Linked DNA regions of Homo sapiens: region 1 is linked to region 2. Evidence: read pairs that join two places in POLR2A ChIA-PET (ENCODE). Cell type or tissue: OCI-LY7. All regions are shown on one strand.

Region 1 (2,500 bases), 57 kb before region 2:
GACTGAGGGAGTCACACAGGGCCTGGAGACCTCTGTGAAGGGCCAGGAGGAGGCGGGAGAAGGCAGTGAAGGTTTTAGATGGGAGTGACATGATCAGATGACTCCTTTAAGCCATGACCCTGGCTACCTTGGGGAGAAGCCAGGCCGGGACGAGGGGGTCAGGTCATGAGGCTACTGGAGTGGTCAGGGCACAGGTGCTGGTGGCTTAGGCTAACAGAGTGGGCCTAGTGGGATTAGAACTTGGCCAGACCTCCCAGAGCAGTAGGGCTTTATTTAGCCCATTAATTTTTCCCTAAGAGAAACACTGCCAGAGGAGATTCTAAGACAGACCATTCTCTGAATGTATTTATTCTTCTTGGGGCTACTGGGCCCAAGAAGTAAAAACTGAGAGGCAATTTGGAGACACCCGATGCAAAAGAGCCCACCACTTGTGGAGCACAATAGAATCTGATCGTCATTTCACAGGCCTTAGAGCTTCACTGCAGAGTTGGAGCGCAGGCACCAGCTCTAACCCAAACTCCTTGCCCTTTTCTTTGCACCCTGCTGCCTTTCACTGACATGGAGAATGAGGGAAAGAAAGGATGGGGTGTGGCTTCCCTGGGATCAGAGGCTTGCTTTTCTTTCTGGCTCCTCCTTGGCTGATGAATCCCATACCTGGGATTGGTCCCAGAATCCAGCTTCCATTTCTCCTGCACAGTGCATTGGCTCCTTCTCTGTTACTGTGGACTTGGTGTTGTCCTTCCGCCTCCAGCCAAGCCAGTTCTGTGAACAGCTTTTGGTGTTGAGGAGGAAGATTCCCAGGCCACCAACAGTAATGTCATCCCTTGGTTTGCCAGGGGAGCTTTTTTTTTTTTTTTTTTTTGAGATGGAGTCTTGCTCTTGTTGCCCAGGCTGGAGTGCAATGGCACAATCTAGGCTCACCGCAACCTCCGCCTCCCGGGTTCAAGCAATTCTCCTGCCTCAGTCTCCCGAGTAGCTGGGATTACAGGCATGCGCCACCATGCCTGGCTAATTTTGTATTTTTAGTAGAAATGGCGTTTCTCCATGTTGGTCAGGCTGGTCTCGAACTCCTGACCTCAGGTGATCCTCCCGCCTTGGCCTCCCAAAGTGCTGGGATTACAGGCATGAGCCACCACACCCGGCCTTTTTTTTTTTGAGATGGAGTCTCACTTTGTTGCCCAAGCTGGAGTCCAGAGTGGCATGATCTCTGCTCACTGCAACCTCCGCTTCCCAGATTCAAGCAATTCTCCTGCCTCAGCCTTCCGAATAGGTGGGATTACAGGCATGCACCACCACGCCCAGCTAATTTTTGTATTTTTAGTAGAGATGGGGTTTCGCCATGTTGGCCAGGCTGGTCTCGAACTCCTGGCCTCAAGTGATCCGCCCACCTTGGCCTTACAGCCACTGCGCCTGGCCCCAGGGGAGCATTTATTCACCACTCCCAGGAGAGCTCTGAACCACTGAAGGGGAGGAAGAAATCACCAGTGTGACTCTCAGCCTCCCTGGGGAGCTGCACCGTTCTTGGCACTGAAACTCCAGCCCCTCTCACTCACAAGTGTGGGGACTGAGGCTCAGAGGAGGGAAGGCACCCGGGGCTCAGCTGTTTCTTGTATGGAGTCCTTACCACCCTGGGCCAGGCTGGAGAGAAGACTTCCTGCAGTCACATGGGTAGTTTTATCACAGAATTCAGAGACCAGGACCCAGGACTTTCCACTTCCAGTCCACAGCCTTTCATTTTAGCCATGGTTCTGGGCCTAGCTGATTCAGATTCAGTGGGCTGGGGTAGATGGAGCCTGGGTGTCTGTACCTTTTGTAAGTTTCGCAGTAAATTCAGATTATAGCCAGGTTTAGCACTTGCTGTGAGGAATGTACTGCCTCTGTGTAAGCGGCAGTGGAATGTGGGAAGCCAGATCGGATTCTGGAGAATGATGACTTGACCAGAGCAGAAAGAGGGTCATGAACACAGGTGATCAAAGGTGGTCGTTTGTTCATGTGGGCCTGACAGGGAGCTGCTGGCAGGTCTAGGTGTGACTTGGAGGCCGCTGGGTACCTAAGCCTCTATTTCCTCCTTGCTGAGCTTTGGGAGCACCGTGGGCTGCAACTTCCTCCCTGGCAGATCCCAGTAGATCTGTGCGCAGCCAAGTGAGTGGGAAGGCACTCATACAGCAGGCCCAGGGCCAGCACCACCTGACCATTCCTGCTTACCTGTCAGCGCTCTGTTCTCAGATGTTTTCATCTGGTACTATCTAGCTCTCCAGTTTTCCCAAGGGGCAAGACTTGTGTTTTCCTCTGGTTACCCAAGAGGTCCCTGGCACCGTTCCTGCAGAGCACAGAGATGCTCAGTGGATGGTCAGTGAAGGAATGAGCTACAGAGGGGCTTGTTGGACAGGAACAGCTGTTATTTGTCAAGGCCCTTTTAAGTTGGGGACCCGGAGCCTCCCTGGGCGTGTGCTCCTTTGTCCGCTTGGCCTTCCTGATGGAGGCCAAGCAGCTGTTGGTC
Region 2 (2,500 bases):
GGAACGGGGTGGGATGAGTCCCAGAAGGTTTCTTGGGGGAGGGGGCCTGTGGACGATACAGAGCCTGGGCACAATTCTTACTCTCTCTTCCCTTTTTCACTAACTGCTAGTGGGTTAAGGTAGAGCTACTCTTTTTTTTTTTTTTTTTTTTTTTTTTGGCAGGAAACTAAGGTCTGAGACTGGTAAAGGAAAAGGAGAGCAAGATGACTGGATCCCCAAGCTCACCACCTCAGAGCTCAGATGGGGAGGAGATAGTAGAGGAATGCCAGCCCCGCCACCCCACCTCAGTGCCAGTCAGAGCTGCCGCAGCATGGTGCTCAGGCTAAGGGAGGCCCACAGCCAAATCTGGGAGAGGAGGTGTCAGGTTTAATGGGCTGGCCAGGGCTGGCCTGTCTGTCACTCTCACTCTGAGGCTGGAGGGGAGATTGGAGTTGACAGTGTGCAGGGGCAGAAGGACAGCAGATCGAGAGCCTGCCCCAGGAACCTGAGGAGGTCTGGCTCTGGGCCTCTGTCATGGCTGTGAGCCTCTGCAATGCGCTGGTCGTCCTTCTAACCTTCTCAGTGAGACCCCCAGCCATTGGTGATGAGAAGGCTGCTGAGACCTAGGAGTGCAGATGAAATGGCCAGGCTCTGCTTCTAACTGCTGCATGACCTTAGGCAAATTACCTGACCTCTCTGGATCTCCATTTCCCCTACCGTGAAATGTGGGTGGCATCATGATGGCATAGAGAAGAAAAATGGACTAGAAGTTAAAGGACCCAGGTTTTAAATACATCTCCATAGGCCAGGCGAGGTGGCTCACGTCTGTAATCCCAGCACTTTGGGAGGCCGAGGCGGGTGGATCACTTGAAGTCAGGAGTTCGGGACCACCCTGGCCAACATGGTGAAACCTCGTCTCTACTAAAAATACAAAAATTAGCCAGGCATGGTGGCAGGCACCTGTAATCCAAGCTACTCTGGAGACTGAGGCAGGAGAATCACTTGAACCCAGAAGGTGGAGGTTGCAGTGAGCTGAGCTGAGATCGTTCCATTGCATTCCAGCCTGGGTGACAGAGTAAGACTCTCTCTCTCAAAACAAAAACAAAAACAGAAACAAAACAAAAAACAAACAAACAAACAAACAAAAAAACAGAAAAAAACTTCTCCATGCCTCTGACCAGGTCATTTGATATTTGGTCTCAGTGTCCTTATCTGCAAAAGGAGATAGTAAACTCAGGGCATTGCTGTGAAAAGGAGGTGAGCACCATGGGCCTGGCATATAGCTGGCCCTCAGAGATTCACTGAAATGGAGCCCTCTTCTAGCTCTTAAAATCTGAGCATGGGATTTTGAGATAAACTCCCAACACCATCACCACCTCCACCATCTCTACCACCACCATCACCTCCATGGCTACCATCATTATCATCACCACCACTACCACCTCCATCGCCACCACCATCACAATTACCACCTCCATTATCTACCTCCACCATCACCTCCATCATCACCACCAATACCATCATTACCAACATCACCTCCATCACTATCACCACCACCACCACAGCCACCTCCATCACCTCCATCACTACCACCAGCTCTACTACCTCCATCACCTCCATCGCTACCACCATCTCTACCACCACCACCACAATTACCACCTCTATTATCTACCTCCACCGTCACCTGCATCATCACCACCAATACCATCATTACCAATAGCACCTCCATCACTACCACCACCACCACCTTCTCCATCACCACCACCAATATCATTACCACCACCACCTCCTCCATCACCACCACCAATATCATTACCACCACCACCACTTCCATCACACCACTGTTACCACCACCATTCCATAACCACCAGACCCACAATATGCTTTTATAAACTTGAAAGCCAGAGAAAGAAGAAACAGTGAAGAAAGGGGCTGTTTCTCTGGAGTATTCAGGTGGTTCAGGTGGCAAAGCCAGGCCTCTTCACCCTCTTCCCCTTAAATAAGAGGCTTCCCATAGAGCAGAACAGAATCAGATGCCTGGGAAGACAGCATAAAACATAGATTAATGGCACATGGAATGCTGGGTCCTCCTGCACTCCCCATACCCCCTAAGCTTCCTTTCCTTGCCTGTGAGGAGAGATGCAGCATATATCACTGGCAAAGGGGCAGGGAAAGGTACTAGCACTGGTCGAGGCCCTACTGTGTACCAGGCACCTTCTTTGGTGACGTATATACTTAAAAAGTCAATGGTACCCTGGTGATGGGTATTACTTACTGCGTTTCACAGAAAAGTAAATAAACTGTGACTCAGAGATGAAGCAATTTGCCTAAGGTCACCTGGCCAGCGAGTGTCCAAGCTGAGATTCAGTTTCACATTCGTACATCCCCCCATTACCAGATGGCCTGATTGTTAGGAAAAGCGAAACTGCCAAGGCAGGAGAGGGATGGGAAGATGTTGATCCTGGGACGAGAGAAGAATTCTGGGTGATTTCCAAGTGTTCCACTGGAAGAGCCCAATGTC

Evidence for each region. Peaks named below come from ENCODE experiments on the same cell type or tissue, not always from the same donor. Only the 100,000 strongest peaks of a DNase experiment are listed, where the experiment ranks them.
Region 1: POLR2A ChIA-PET joins it to region 2 with 6 read pairs; 9 of 35 experiments call an interaction of 5 or more read pairs at or near these places.

What each region holds. Positions count from the first base shown.
Region 1 is chr17:45,038,750-45,041,249 of GRCh38, reverse strand. All of the region lies in intron 1 of DCAKD (dephospho-CoA kinase domain containing), which reads left to right. Among named protein-coding and RNA genes, the nearest start is that of DCAKD, 12 kb to the left of the region's middle. RefSeq lists enhancers at 1-560, 561-1,195. In OCI-LY7, no CTCF peak of the experiment used is centred here; a DNase peak (open chromatin) is centred at 1,539.
Region 2 is chr17:44,981,603-44,984,102 of GRCh38, reverse strand. It overlaps the pseudogene LOC112268183. Among named protein-coding and RNA genes, the nearest start is that of C1QL1, 15 kb to the right of the region's middle. In OCI-LY7, no CTCF peak of the experiment used is centred here; no DNase peak of the experiment used is centred here.